2 separate regions of the Homo sapiens genome follow, and region 2 is linked to region 1. A link is a loop called in an ENCODE intact Hi-C map of the cell type or tissue named here. Cell type or tissue: Caco-2. All regions are shown on one strand. Each heading gives the region's core, and the rest is flanking DNA. Links, peaks and the distances in the headings are about the cores only.

Region 1 (8,345 bases), core at 210-8,209:
ATTAGATTTGAGGTCATGAACAATGTGTACATAAACTTTGAAACTTAGGGGTTTTTTTTTCTACTGTAAGATGAAAGTTTTAAAAATATTACATTGTAAAATATATTTAATATTCTGCTCAGTAGTCTTCGTTTCCATTTTCTTTTCCAAGCCAGCCAACTTGCCTTCCTAAACATGTCCTCTACTTTTCTACTTCGGTGTTATACTCAGGCCATTTATTTGCCTGGCATATTTTCTTTCCCATCTCTGCATCTATTTAAACCTTACTCATTTTTATTTTTATTCTAATGTATTTATTTATTTTAGACGGAATATTTTCTTAAATGGTACTGCTCCTTGCGGAGCAGGGCTGACTCTGAGGCAGGGCTCTCAGAGTCAGCCTAAACCTTACTCATTTTAAAATAACTTTTAAGTACTATGTTGCAGCCAGGCCAACTCCTTTACAAAGTCATCCCTCTCGCTCTCAGTAATTGTGATTGTGTCATTGTTCTGTTTTGTTTTGTTTTTGATTATGTCATTTTTGGAAAAGACATAACACTTTCTATCTTACAGCATTTAACAAAATCTACATTTTATTAGCCATTGCTATACCAGGAAGAACAGTCGTCAGCAACAGTTACCATTTGACCCCAATGGACTGTTTTAAAATATATTTTTAAGTGATATTACAAATAATTTAGAAATATATAAATCAAATCCTGCTTTAAAAACTGCATTGGAAATTAGCAAGAATTTAACAAACTCAAATGTTTCTTGCATGTGTTTCTGGTATGAAGATACTAATTTTCATAATGGGTGATTTCCGTTGAATGCAAGTAATTCTGCATGAATGATCCTGGAACATACCTATTTTGGAAATACTGATTCAGTTTTCAAATACGTTTCTAAGAGGTTCCAGCTTATTGTTCTTGGTGGTTCTTGCATTTACATCCTCAAAATGAAATACTTTTGAAAGTTTTCAGGGCTCGTAATTTTGTTAGAAGGTGGTCATTTTCTTTAGCCTATGACAAAACATTTTCATTTTTAGACATTGATTAGAATGATCAATTTGATTGATTTTTTTCATTTCTATGTTATTTCCTTTCAGTCAGTGCCTTAAGCATTTGTCCACTTATGAGCCATATTTCTTATGTATGGTTTCTTATGTAAATTTCTTAGTACAAACCTCATAAAAGGTAAAATACTGTCACGTGTTCTTTTAGTAAAAATTTTTGTCCAAAAATGTTGCATGATGACATCCTGTAGAATGACTAACTGGGTAACAAATTTCCTTTTTGTCCTTAGAAATAATATTGTTTACTCATTGATTCAGTGAATATTTATTTATTTGTCTTATATAAAGGCTCATACTCTGAGATTTAGTTTATACAATTACATCATTATAATTAGAGTCTAGAGTACTGCTAGGTATCTTTTTGTATTTATGCTCTTATTCATCTTCTCTCTGCCATTATGGACAGAAATGAAAATTTCTGAATTCTCAGCTGTGTTCAATGTAAGGTTAAAAAGAAAAAGATTATAAAAAACACTGTCCCAATGTCTTTGGTACATTCTTGGAAGATCAGGCAATACTTTAAGCAAGGCCGAGAAGGGCGGATCACTTGAGGTCAGGAGTTCAAGACCAGCCTGGCCAACATGGTAAAAACCCATCTCTACTAAAAATACAAAAATTAGCTGGGCATGGTGGCGCATGCCTGTAGTCCCAGCTACTCGAGAGGCTGAGGCACAAGAATTGCTTGAACCTGGGAGGCTGAAGTTGCAGTGAGCCGAGATTGCGCCACTGCACTCCAGCCTGGGCGACAGAGCAAGACTCCATCTCGGGGGGGGGGGGGAAAAAAAGGTAAAGTAAAGGATAATAAAACAGCGATGATTTCTCTATTTTATCATCACTTGCTGGGCACAGTGGCACATGTCTACTTGAAAGAATCATTTGAGGCCAGGTGTTTGAGGCTGCACTGTGCTACAGTCATGCCTATGAATAACCCCTGCAGTCCAGCCTGGGCAACATAGTGAGACTCAGTCTTAAAATTTTTTTTTTTCAGAATTCTATTTTTCAATACGTCTTATTAAATATAATAGTTATAATAATTATTATATTATAATTATTTTATCTTTTAGTGTAGTTGGAAATAGGTCCCAATACTATGAAAGATCAAAATGTTTCAAGATATAGGAAAAACAAAAGCACTGAGAAGAAACAAAAAAACTAAAATTGGGTCCAATAATTCAGTGTTAAAGCTAGTTGGTGAAATAGAAGACTCTGTGCCTAAAAGTGCTTATAAATGTTTCTTGCATCTTATGTAGTGGCTCTGTGGTGCATATTTACTGTATGTTAAAGGATAATTTTCAAAAAAGGCAGCATTATGATTTTTATGCAAATATCAGATGAATAAGTGTTAAAGAATTTATTGAACACAGTTAAGTGAGAGAACCAAATGTTGTAACTTGTTCAAAGGAGAATCAAAGAATAGACATATTTGTAGATCAAGTATATTGACATGAATATGCAAATGAAGCCAAAACTGGCTTTTTCCACAGTGGGGAAGGGAAATCAGTTGACTCTCCACTCTCCAGGATAGAATTTGCCCCTCTGTAAAGAAAAATGATGTTGTATTTCTATCAGTTATCAGTCATGGAAAGAGCTATAAAATAACCCTCTTAGAATCAGAATCAGATAATCCAGAAGCTGGGTTCCAGATGTTTTCCACTGAAGCACAGCTTTCCCCCGCACATATATTGCATTCATTCAAATTACATGTCAAACACATAAAGAGAACTTTACATTCAGAGTGGTAAATAGCACTGCCATTTGTAGCTATTGTATTTTTAAATGTTTATTTTCTGAAATAAATATATTTTTTGAATAAAAGGCTCAAGTATTGCCCAAACAAATTTACCTCCTTTTACCACACCAGTCAGGGTATCATTCAATATTTTTTAAAGAAAAATCTAGAAAAAAATATTTAGTGTCTTTGTTTCTCTTGTTCCACTAAGAGAATAAGCCAAGTTCTTCATGGAAAGTTCCTCCAGCCAAATCTAGAGGGTGACCAAAGGAGATGAAAACTCATCATTCAAATACTTAAGGAACTGTACTCATAATAAAGCGATTTTTTTGGCTTACAGAATATGTGCAAATAAATCTGTTAACATGTAGAATCTAGCCCTAATGATTAGAAGTTATTAAGAGTATTTGGACTTGTATAAACAATCTGGTTCTATCTGGGGATTCTCCAGGGATTCAACGGCTCTTCCCATACTTACCTTCAGATTTTACCTCCACCAGTGGCTGTGTATTCACAGGGTCACAGCCTCGAAATGTTCAAATAGGAAGACAAGATCCCTTAAGGGATCAGTGATCAGAGAAAAGATCTGTAGGGATGTCTTAGCAGCTTGACCATCAGGCTTTAGTCATAAAAAGATTATGACATGAAGGGCACCCTCAGTCAGCAAGGAGGAGGAAAGGAAGTAGCCATGAGGCCAAGAACACCATACAAGACTTTATCTTGAGCTCTAATTTTTAAGGTAAGACCTACACAAGAGAAGATAATATCACAGTTTACAGAGGTTATCTGAACATGGTAGCAATTTTCCTTGTTCAGTTTTTACTTACGTACATGGTGAACAGTTGAAGAACTGCTGATTCTTGGCAAAAGGCAATATATAGTCTGTCACTGGAAGAGCAGTTGGGCCAGAGGGAGAAATGGACAGAGGTCATTTACTTCTCATTTATACTTCATCGTTTTCCTCAGCGGTAGCTGGTGCTGGAATGGGAGACCAAACTTATCGATCATTAGAAGCCTTTCCTTTCTGACTTGAGCAAAATGGTTTTAATTCCTTCTCATTGCTGTGTAGCTGTCAAGACAGGTGATGGCTTGGGATAGTCTTCTTTTGGCTCTTGCACATGAATTTGTACTGAGAACACATTTTGGTTAAATCATACCAGGCACTGTGTTCTAAGACCACTGGCCCTCTATAAATGCTTTTAATGCTATTCATATAAACATTGTCAAAATGGAAAGATGATTAATGTTTCTTACTAATTCAATAATGTAATAATAATGCAGGGGGCTGGGGGTATTCTGGCTCACACCTGTAATCCCAGCACTTTGGGAGGCCAAGGTAGGTGGATCACTTGAGCCGAGCCTAGAAGTTCGAGACCAGCCTAGGCAACATAGTGAGACCTCGTCTCCACTAAAAATACAAAAATTAGCCAAGGCATGGCGGCACACACCTGTAGTCCCAGGTACTTGGGAGGCTGAGGCAAGAGGATTGCTTGAGCCCAGGAGCTCTAGGCTGTAGTGAGCTGTGATGGTGCCATTGCACTCCAGTCTGGGTGACACAGCAAGACTCTGTCTCAAAAAATAATAATTAGTTAGTAAGTAGGAAGTGCTAGTAGTTAGTAGTAAGTGCTAGTAATTCAGTAGTCAGTCAGCCATACACCAATAGAGAGGTGTTTTAACATTCTGTCTTCGTAAAAACTCAGATTCTACCAGCATTATTAGTTGCATCAAAGGTAACCCAGTCATAGGTAACTTCAAAGCTTTGAATAACCCAGAAGATATTTACTTTGCTAAAACTAGGGTAACATCTTTTAATCTAGCGCCCTTTTGCCCCTGGCTTGCAAACAACCAGTATAAATTTGAAGCTGTTATCTAATCTTGTATGTACAGTACATCAGTCATGCCACCAAAATTGATTCTTGACTTCTATACGTCTTTCTTTCCTTTGGAATTTCTCATGTTCTCTCTTCCTTCTGTGTTTTAATGAAGAAGTGTATGTGATAAAATGTGAGCTAGTCACTATTTTATAGTCCTTATTTTGTATACCTAAGGTATTTTTAATATGGTGTTAAAATTCTTTTATATATTGTTTGGACATTTACATCTACTTCTCTAGATAACAAATTATTGCCTCACTTATCAGGTAATCATGATGGAATTCTTCTTTTAAAATTTCTTGTGCTCTGGTCAAATGTCCTAATAGTAAGACATTTTACATATATATATATATGTAAAATATGACTTTAGAATGACTTACAAAATAATGTTATATTAATAGATAAAAAGAATGCTGGCTGCAGAACAAAAGCCTAAAAGAAATCATGCGATGAGAAGAAAAAAATATTTATAAGAGTTGACACAAAGCTCTAGTGGAATTGTATTTCTTCAGGCTGAGCTGATGCTTATTTACAGCAGATGTCACACCTCTGACACTGTGAATTTGAAATAGTCTGGTGAAAAAAGCAAGCAGCCCTGATGGTTTTAAGTTTTCGGCAAGGCTGCTCTAATAAATGAACAAACATTTCCAGACTGCATATTATAATCTGATTCTTCCATCTAAGCAAGCACCTAATTTTAACCATTTCAAGATAAGTTAAATATTGAACGTCTTCCCTTCCTTTCATAATTGATAGTAGTACTAACTTTTTAAAACACTTTAACTCAAAGGTCAGTAAGACCAAATAGAGTCAATAAACTGATCTTGCTTCCAACAAGGATGAATGTAAACCTGCAGTTAGGATAGTTAAAACACTACAACAGCAAAAATGCATGTGGCTTTTATTTATTTGTGTATATGTGTGTGTGTTACTCCTGAACTGGACACTCCTTCTTAGTTGTCTTGGGTTCTGAAAGCAGCACTGGCCGAGTACCCACTGCATGTGAGACTGGGTCCTATTTCATAACAAACTGCTTTTACTCCCAGGAAATTGGAAATCATGAAGTTATCTGTGTTTGAGTAATCTTTCTCTCTCTCTCTTTTTTTTAAACTTTTCCATTAGCCAGAACAGACTATCTGTCTGAGATGTTGTTTATCATGTAAGAGAGAGATAACATTTCTATTTGAAATAAAGTTTAAACTTATGACCTAGAATTCATTATTATGCTCCTTCTCAAGTTACAGTACAAAGTAGAAAACTTTCATCAAATGAATATTGTTCCATTGATTTGACACAGAATCTACCAAGTACTTTTAAACATAATGGAATGATATATAAAAATGTCTGGTTTATAGCTATGCCTGATTGAAGTACCCTTATATGAAAAATGCTCCCCTTTGCCCCCATGCCTCCAGTGATTTCTCTCCCCTTCCATGTCTTGTTTGCTTTTAAAACTGCTACATGTTTCATCCCCATTTCTCAGTGATCTGCACCACCATTCATTACATACCCATTCCCCGCATTTTTCCTCTTACCTTCTTGTTTTTATAAGATGATGAAAGGTTTGTGAATAGAGCTATTACTGTATTTTAGCTGGTTTTCAGTATACTTTGGTGCATTTTCACTGATGTTATGAGATAGTTGATGGCATTAATCAGAGAAAGTGTCCAAAAGCTAATAAACCTATGACAATCCAAAAACCAGTCAGGAGAAGATATTAAATGAGATAAAATGTGTAAATCTTAACCATCCAGCTAACTATTCACATACCTTTCATTGGCATCTAATACAAAGTTGTGCACATAGTAGATATTCTTCAATTTTTTTGTCCATTTGGTTTTCATTTGATTCTATGAAAATGATTAAATGAATATTATAAGCAGTTGAATCCACTAGCAGACAATGTGTCTAGTTAATTTCTCATCATATAATCAGATGATAAAAGAGGTTAGAACAGTAGTTGATAATTTTTTTTAAAAATTAGTTAAGTTGGTCTGAACACTGAGCTTTAGGGGAGACATAGAGTATTCATTTCCACTGCCAGCAGTTCAGAGTTTGAATTTACTTTGGTTCCATGAGACCACAGGCTGATCCCTGCTTGTTACGCTGAATAGTACTGGACAATACAGAGCCTTCCAAACACACGATTTATTATGCAACAGAAAGAACCAAATGGCAATTATACTAACTGAATTTTGCTTTTTATTTGATAATACTGAGCACCTACCCATAGGGTGGTCTGATTAAATAGGTTTAAATACTATCTTTTATGGACTTCCTTTTCTTTAGGTATGGAAAACAGTGAGCAGTAGTTATCTTATTAATGGCATTATTTTAAGCACAATGTAGTTTAGATATTAGGGTTTTGAAAAATAACATACTTAATCATTTTTATAAAAAGCAGAGATCTTATTATATTTATACTGACAAGAAAGTAATTTTCTATTTAAATGCCAACAGAGGCCGCATGCAGTGGCTCACACCTGTAATCCCAGCACTTTGGGAGGCCGAGGCAGGCAGATCACTTGAGGCCAGGAGTTTGAGACCAGCCTGGCCAACATAGTGAAACCCTGACTCTACTAAAAATACAAAAAATTAGCTGGGTGTGGTGGTGCACACCTATAATCCCAGCTACACAGGAAGCTGAGGCATGAGAATCATTTGAACCTGGGAGGTGGAGGTTGCAGTGAGCCAAGATTGTGCCACTGCACTCCAGCCTGGGCAACACAGTGAGACCCTGTCTCAAAAAGCAAAACAAAACAAACAAAAAAACAGAATTTGGCCATGGAGAGAAACGTTTGCAAGAGCATGTCCATACTAAACAAATTTATATGCTGTTCAAAATTATTTTAGATGTAGGCAATAGAAGATGGAGAATTAAAAGAGTTATTATGGGAAATCAGTAATTGTTAATTGGTAATGATGGTGAAATTTAGGGAAAGTAGCTATTGATTAAGGAGCTGTAAATTTGCTGGGTGCAGTGGCTCACGCCTCTAATCCCAGCACTTTGGAGAACCAAGGTGGGAGGATTACTTGAGCCCAGGAGTTCAAGACCAGACTGGGTAACAAAGTGACAGCCCGTCTCTACAAAAAATTTAAAAAAAAAAATTAGCCAAGCATGTTGGCACACACCTGTAGTCCCAGCTACTGAGGGATGCTGAGCCCTGATTATGCCACTGTAGTCCAGCCTGGATAACAGAGCAAGACCCTGTCTCAAAAAAAAAAAAAAGCTGTAAGTTATCATCCATTTTGATGACACAAGTATACATTGAACCTGTTCTTGATTGATAAATTATAAATTGAACAGAGAAACCATATCTGAAGTTAAACTCAGTAGGTTTTTGCAGTGTGTGCCTTCCAGGGATCAGTGATGGTAAAAGGTTGAGGAGCTTTTCTGCCATCACAACCAGAAATTTCAAGGATCCATTCTCAATAAGGAAATAAGAGATATATACACACACTTCTTCCCTCCCTTGCTTACTCCCTTATTTCCTTCTCTTTCCCTTCCTCCTTCCCTCCTTCCACCCCTCCCCTCTTCCTTTCTGAGGCATGAGTGAGTAACCTGTTGAAAACTGTTTTGAGAGATTTATTCTCTTTTGAACCACATTCCTTATAGTGGGAAATATTGTCAGTGCGACACTTGAGTTTGTTAATAGCTGTAGTTCTCAAGTAGCTGCACATCACCATC
Region 2 (8,345 bases), core at 174-8,173, 290 kb before region 1:
AATGATTCCACACCAAATCTGTTTTTCAGATATTAAGCTAAGTAGACTTAGAATAAAGGATATAAAGAGAAGAAATAAGTCTAAAATATAATGCTAGATCTAGCTTCAAAGATTAGGCCTAAATAATTAAACTCATGACTTCACTGAACTCGTCATTCACAAAGACACCAAATTCACCTCAGAGCAAAGAATTAAAGGTTACAGAGTTAAAGCAGGCAGTTCCATGTTCCTACATAATTTCAAATACTCAAAGTGTATCCACGAAACCCATCACAGGGATGAATGCCTGCAGCTGCCTAGCTCTACTGCAGCCTACTCCCACTTGCCTCCCCTAAAATCATCCTTCTGATCAAATAGGGATTTGCTGCTAGTTTGGTTGGAAGCAATCAGAAGCTACAATTAATGAAGCATTCTCTCCTGATAAAAGAATGTAAACATTTGGGGAGAGAAAAGATTTTTAGGAAAAACAAGCGACTGTGCAAAGCATTTGAAAACTGAAATCCCACCTTCACTTGGAATATGTCTTTATTAAGTTAGAGAGCTCTCAAATATGCCTCACACAAATGAGGTGATAACTAATTCCATTTAGTCTACAACAGCAAATTACGACTCTATAGGGCACAAGCACCATTTCAACAAGGAGAGTTAATTATCTGTTTTATATGGTTCAATAAGAGCTTTATAGTAGCCAGGTCTTGATCTCTCAAAATGACTGAAAATAAAGTTAGTATACATAAATAGATTAAGAGTTGAAATTTTATATCATGATTTCTAGACTTGGGTTTTCCTAACCAATATATTTTAAAACTTGGAAACTCAAATAGAGTTAGCAAATTTTTATTTTTCCAAATAGGGACTTTTATTTGTTTAAGGCCATCTACAAGCACCATTAATTTATGAAATAAAACATTTAATTCAAAAAATGTAGACTCAAGGATAATCCTTAAATTGAACCAATTTAGTTTTATTTTACAAAGGACTGATAAGAAACCTCTTTGGGCCAACACTAGTCCTTGAGACAAGCATTTGGGAACCAACTGTTTAGAGGAACAAATGTTAGACTGAGTCAGGTTCCACTTATGATTCTACTACTTATTAACTGTGTGAATGCAGATAAAAACTCTGAATTTCAGTTTTCTCATCTATAAAATAAGAATATCCCACCTAGCTCACAGGTCTGCTGTGGAAATCAAAAATAAAATGTACTGAAATAGTGTGAAAAATGTGACAAGTTGCAGAAAAAGTCATCTAGACTGTACAACTTACCATCAGCTGACTGGGTAAACAATGCATAATCAGGATTGACTATCTCATTGGACAGAATATCAAACCACTCACGCACAACACCTTGACCCTGAATTCAAGAAATAAAATTAAGCATCAACAGAAATATGTTATATTGGGAAATTTTTTTCTAAATAACAAAATTTAAATATAAAGTTTCTTCCTTTATCAACTAAATATTAAACTTTATTCAAAAGGCATTTCAATCTTTCTTTACATACAGTGATTTCTACATCATCTTCTTTTATACCCACCATGCCTTCTTCTCCATGGAACCGTACAGCAATCCCTTGCTTTAGCTTTGCACAATTTGCTTTTGACACAACTTCACAGCTACTCCTAAAAATAGAATCTAAATATGTAGCATTGGTTAATTTTACATATTAAAATTTATAATAAAAAGCACTTTGTGCTTCACACATATATCAGTTTCTTTGTTAAGCATACCTCTGTGAACCAGCAGGATATCATTTTCATTCACTGGCCTGTGCACCATATCTGAATCTGGCTGTCCTGAATGCAAATGTTCATAGAACCATTCACAGCGATCTTTAAAAGGCTAGCTCAAAAAATAAGAGTAAAATATGTTAGCAGTGTATCAGTCATCTAATTATCAGATTTACTAGCTTGCTAAATGCCTTTTCTACAAATAATCATTCTTAGATCTTTATTTACAATAAGGAGTTACTGGATAATGTTTGAACATTTCAATAACTATTTACAAAAAGACAGAACTTAGCTGAAATAGTTTGACTACCTAGAGAAATGTATTTTTTTAAATTCCTACATTTTCAACACAAAAGACTTGATAAATTTGGTTATGTCTCAGAACTTAATATCAGACATGTAATTGAATATATTTATTCTCAATTCTTTTAAATCCAAGCCTTATTACAATGAATTTTCACACCCAGAAAAATTACGTTGCGTGTTCCATTTAATTTTTCATGAAAATAATCTCTTACACCTAATCTTATTTATTTATTTTGGTTTATTGTTGTAGTTGTTGTTGTCATTTTGAGACAAAGTCTCACTCTGTTGTCCAGGCTGGAGTGCAGTGGCACGATCTCTGCTCACTGCAACCTCTGCCTCCTGAATTCAAGTGATTCTCCTGCCTCAGCCTCTCAAGTAGCTGGGATTGCAGGCACGCACCACCACGCCTGGCTAATTTTTGTATTTTTAGTAGAGAGAGGTTTCACCATGTTAGCCAGGCTGGTTTCGAACTCCTGACCTCAGGTGATCCACCCATCTCAGCCTCCCAAAGTGCTGGGATTACAGGCATGAGCCACTGCGCCCGGCCTCTTACTCCTAACTTTATTCTTACTTCTATCCTTTAGAATACATGCAGAAATTGGAACGTAATTTGTTATCCCTTCCCATTCTCCACCCTAAAAATTGAAGAATAAGATCTCTTGAATAGCAAAGAGAGTCTCTCCCTTTTGTTCATCTGCCAGGTAAGCAAACTGTGAGTTATCTACAATTTTTGATTAATCAGAAAGTACTGAGTACTTACTATGTACCAACACTGCATGTAATGTAAGAGCAGTAAAAACTCCAAGAACTTGCTAAAAACTGTTTAATAGAGTTAAAGAGATGTGACTAACACAGAGTAACACAATATATATATATATAATATCAATTTCTCAACAATGAAGCATGAGCTATAGAAGTCCTGGTCATGGTAGCAAAGAGGAACAATGAAGCCAATCCGAGAGATACTACTTCTTTGAATAAGCATTAAAAGTAAGAGAAGAGGCTGGGTATGGTGGCTCATGCCTGTAATCCCAGCACTTTGGGAGGCCAAGGCAGGAGGATCGCTTGAGCCCAGGAGTTTGAGACCAGCCTGGGCAACAGTGAGACCCTGTCTCTACCAAAAAAAAAAAAATGTTTTAATTAGCCAAGCGTAGTGGTATGCGCCTACAGTCCTGGCTGCTCAGAAGGCTGAGGTGGGAGAAAACTTTAACCCAGGAGTTCAAGGCTGCAATGAGCTATAATTGTAGTGTGCTCACTTTGTCACTCCAGCCTGAGTGACAAACTGAGACCTTATCTCTACAAAAAAAAAAGTAAGGTAAGATCTCTGCAAGATAGAACTTATGAATAGAAATAACTTAAAGTGGAAAAGCCCTTTCCCCATAACCTACCCCCACACTCCTAGAAGGTACTGGTGGAAATATGAGTAAGATTTTATGTATCGTGAGTTTAAAGATATAGTGGGGTGTAACTATTAGGGATTTAGGAGGAGATACTGGACAGTGATGCAGCTGAGACACTGAAAATAAAAACATGAACAAAGGTAAAGTTGGAGACAGGATAAGGTTCAAGAGATGAAAGATACAGAGAATAAATACCAAGAACAAAGAAGTTTATGATCACAAGTCATGACTGAGAATTTGCTTAGCAAATGATACAGACGGCAAGAAAAGTCAAAGGAGAAGCAAGGTGGTGCAATACCATCACAAAAGCTAAGAGTTTCAAGAGATAAATATGATGAATACCATCCAACACCACAAAAAGGTTATCTTCCAGGTGGCTTTTAGGACACCAATAAATTTCTTCATCTGAGCTAAATTAAATAGGTTTGTTTTAAAAGATTCAAATATCACTTGTTATTAATTCTTAATAAAAACAATATGATCGATGAGAGATGAACTTCTGCCTTTTAATATTTGCTTTCAGTAAGAAAAGAATAAATGCTACCTTTTTAAAGTTAAATGTGTAATTTTGTCCATACTTGTAACAGTCTTCCACATTTTTTATAAAGCACTGGTGTTATATGCATTACTGTGCATATAAATTAAATATCTCATTTTCAGTTAACAAGCTGGAATATAAAGTACTTGAAATTCTAATGCTGACTATTTCTAAAACTTTGGTTTAAGAGGAGAGAAAAAACATTACACAGAAGCAATTATTTAAGTATGGGCTTTGAAGTCAGATAAACATGGTTTGAAATCCTCACTCTGTGACTTACTAGACTTATCTTAAGGAAATTATTAATCCTCACAGAACTTTAGTTTTCTCATCTGTAAAACAGAGAAAAGAATATACCTACTTCAAGAGCTGTTAGGATTAAATAATTCAAATAAAGAACATAATTATGATAATTATAATAATCATAATAATAAATTAGCAATCATTTATTAAGCACCTATAAGCCAGGTACTTTTTGAAGCACTTTACAATGCATTACCACATACAATCCTCACAACACTATGAGAAAAAGGAACTTTTGTCCCCATTTTACCAAAGAGAAAAATACATTAAAAGCATTTATACTAATGCTCTAATACTCAATACCTAGAATGCTCAATAAATAGATACTGTTCTTATTATCATTCACAGCAATGTTAAAATTATTGTCAATAACTATTTAAAAGAAAACTTACTGCCCATTATAAGATATTAAACTATATCATTTATCTATGAAATGTGAACCAAGAAATAAAAACAAATGGAACCTTTTCAAGTAATTCAAGTGGAACATTAAAAGGTACAAACTGCTACCTTCAAAAGCTCAGATCAAACACACACACACACATACAAACACCTACACAGCCAAATGGTACATTTTTGTATGTAAACTTTCTAGAGTACCTGCATTTCCATAAATAATTCACAAAACAGGACTGATTATAGAGGCTCCTCTTAATAGCATTTGTACAGCAATACAAAATGTTTCTCCCTTTAACTACTGGCCACCTGAAAACCACCAACAGAAGAAGAAGTCAATCCCTTAGCAGAGGTAGTTGTTCTTTTTAACTTTCTAGAGGAGGACAATCTCCAAGTTACAGAAAACTTCTAAGTACAGTAGAGTACAAAGTATTTTTTTTTCCTCTAATGTGAGAGCAACTTGCCAATATAATGTCCAGTCCCCTATAAACACTTAGGCATTTATTTCCTACAAACAAGGGAATTTTCCTCTATAACTAGATAACAACCATCAAAATCAGAAATTAACTCTGATAACACTACTACATCAGATCCCATTTCAAGTCTTGCCAATTTTCTAATAATGTCCTCTTATTGCAAAATGATTCATGAACTGCCTTTAATTGTCCTGTCCTGTCTCCTTCACTCTGGTACATTTCTTCAATGTTTTCTTAATTTTCATAACCTTGATAGTTTTAAAGACTGCAGGTCTTTAAAACTGACTGCAGGTCAGTTAATTTTGTAGAATGTCCCTCAACTGTATTTAGTCTGATGATTCCTCCTGATTAGATTTAAGGTGTGTATCCTTGGCAAGAATACCACAGAAGTGATGCCATGATGTCCTCAGAGCATCCTATCAGCTGGCACACTGCTATGTCTGCTTTGATCACTGCTAAGCTTCTCTACTGTAAGGCACCCTTTTTCTCTTTGCAATTATTCTGCTGGGAGATAATCTGAGACTGTGTAATCATCCTACCCTTCATCAGACTTTCCATTTATTCATTAACTTTTTTCAGTACAGACTCATAGATTCCTGTTTATGTTGCCATCATTATTTATTTTGATGCTCAAATTCTTCCAAATTTGGTAGTGGGAGTCCATTCAAGCTGTCTTCCGAGTCATGTTAACATAACCCCATCAGTCTTTGAACACTTCCTTACTTTCTTACACAATAAGATGTTGCAGGCTTATTTTATACTTTCCCTGATCTAGCCCTGGAATTAGCCATTTCTCCAAGGAGCCCTGGTTCATTGAGAATGGCACTGAGAGACCAAGAGCTGGGTGCCAGGTTTGCTACATGTATCTATGTAAATTTAAAACTAAATTCAAACTGGTAACTCCAATTCAACACAAGGTTCCTTCTAATTTCCTCCATTTTGTAACTCCTTTCTCCAACAACGAGAAGTTAGACTCTCATACTTGCTTATTTGATCAACCTGCAACCCCACTCCCTTGGTATGTAACCAATCTCCAATCACTGACATGGCCCCTGCATCCCACTGAGGCTCCATCAGACAGCACTGATCAGCTGCAACCACCGCCAACATGGACATCCTCCTTATGCCACTCTAACCCACATGACTCACACTGGGACCCTCTTCTACACAGACACACTTCTTAATCACATCCAAACTCCAAAACCCCACACTAGGCCACCACTACACATGTAGACACCCTCCTCACCCTAGTCAGGCAACAAACACCTCCCTCTCTGGGTCAACAAAGTGGATACCTAATACAGATGTTTTTTGACTAAATTGTCCAGGAAGGGAAAAAGGAATAGAAAGTAAAAAGCAGAGACAGTATTAGGTTGGTGCAAAAGTAATTGCGGTTTTTGCTATTTTAATTTGACAATTTTAATTTGGCAATTAAAAGTAACTGCCAAAAACCGCAATTACTTTTGCACCAACCTATATTAAAAACAGCAGACTATCTCTCAAAAACTAAAATCTTCTTTCACCTATTATCTCATTTGCCCCAGAACAGTATCATACAGTGTAGGTTAAGAAATTGAACTTGTCCGGGTGTGGTGGCTCATGCCCATAATCCCAACACTTTGGGAGGCTAAGGCAGGTGGATCACTTGAGCTCAGGAGTTCAAGGCCAGTCTGCGCAGCATGGCAAAATCCCGTCTCTACAAAAAACACAAAAATTAGCCAGGTGTGGTGGTATGCACCTGTAGTCCCAGCTACTTGAAAGACTGAGCTGGGAGGATCGCTTCAGCCCAGGAGGCAGACGTTGCAGTGAGCTCAGATCAACTATACTCCAGCCTGAGTGACAGGTAAAACCCTGTGTCAAAAAAAATAAATAAATAAAATAAAGAAAGAAATTGAACTTGAGAACCAGACAGACTTTTAAATTCTGGTTCTCCCATTTAGTAGCAGAATGACTTAAACAAGTTACTTAACCACTTCAGCTTACAAAAAAAAGAGTAGCCATCTTATACAATGGTTAAGAAAATAAAATCATTCATGGAAGCAAATACATAGTACCTGACCTAAAATCAGTAAATGTAAGTCATTATTACTGCCTTCTCTTTCACATTATCATTATTAAACAGATGTCAAAAGATCCCTCTATATAGTTATGTATAATTTTATAAAAATTAGTTCATAGCTTAACTTCTGAAAGGACAAGTGTCCCTAAAGACATTAAAAACCACTTATCCTATTTATTATCTTACAACTACTAACCAAACCATTGCCTACAGTCTGTCCTACATATCTGGCAAATTATTTTCTAAAACTTTGCCAGAATTATGCCATTCTCCTAAAGCAAGGGTATCAGTGGCTCCTAACAGCCTAGCAAACAAAGAAAATTCTTCAATCTGGAAATCAAGGCTCATCATTGGATGACCTCAATCTACCTTTCCATAACTCTATCTTGCTCCTATCAACACAAAATTTCTGCTGCAATACTGCAGTTTTACATACTTTTCGGTCTACATGCTCCAGCCCACATGGTGGCTAGAAAGTTCTCCCTCTTTGTTTACTCCCATCAAAATGTTGCATATTTTTTCAAGCTTTCTCAAGGTAACTTAAAATCTGCCTCCTCTGAAATTTCCCCTGACTACAGATGCCAGAGCCAGCTCTTCCTCCCTTAAACTCCTAAAGATCCAGGTTATGTTGTAGTTACTATTTTATACATATGTTTATTATCTCCCCAGCCAGACTGAATTAGAATCCTCTTAGAGAAGGGAAGTAAGTTTTCTATCTCCAAAACAACTACCATTTATTGAGCATATATCACAGTCATTCCTGACAATTTATTCTGGACAATAGTTCTATGAGGCTGCTGTCATTATCTCCATTTTGTAGATGAAGAAACCAAGGGCTCAAGGATATTAGGAAACGTGCCCAAAGTTCACATAGCTGGTAAGGAGCAAAACAAGCTTTCCTCCAGCTAGCTTCATGTAACATGAGATGTATGGAATGAACAGGTACACATCTGGTAGGGGAAAGGTGGTCAGGTCAAATAAGTTAGGAGGATTAACAAAGCTAAATCACTATTTTTACTGAAGGGCTTCTCAAAGCCTTTTAACATGCTGCCAATGTGATTTATAAATTTCCAAAGGGCATATGTTATGTAATTTCCCAAATGTATTTGGGGGCTAAAATCCTTTTCAAAAGGACA

The links. A loop is a pair of places that touch in the nucleus more often than their neighbours do. Peaks named below come from ENCODE experiments on the same cell type or tissue, not always from the same donor. Only the 100,000 strongest peaks of a DNase experiment are listed, where the experiment ranks them.
Region 2: it touches region 1 in a loop (11-fold over the local background); 9 of 110 quality-filtered maps call a loop at or near these places.

What each region holds. Positions count from the first base shown.
Region 1 is chr6:105,061,817-105,070,161 of GRCh38, forward strand. The region is part of intron 3 of LIN28B (lin-28 RNA binding posttranscriptional regulator B); the gene reads left to right. Among named protein-coding and RNA genes, the nearest start is that of POPDC1, 71 kb to the right of the region's middle. In Caco-2, for the core only: no CTCF peak of the experiment used is centred there; a DNase peak (open chromatin) is centred at 4,595.
Region 2 is chr6:104,775,475-104,783,819 of GRCh38, forward strand. HACE1 (HECT domain and ankyrin repeat containing E3 ubiquitin protein ligase 1) reads right to left here. Exons shown (of 24, transcript NM_020771.4): 15 at 1,732-1,843; 16 at 1,539-1,636; 17 at 1,267-1,354. Among named protein-coding and RNA genes, the nearest start is that of HACE1, 80 kb to the right of the region's middle. In Caco-2, for the core only: no CTCF peak of the experiment used is centred there; no DNase peak of the experiment used is centred there.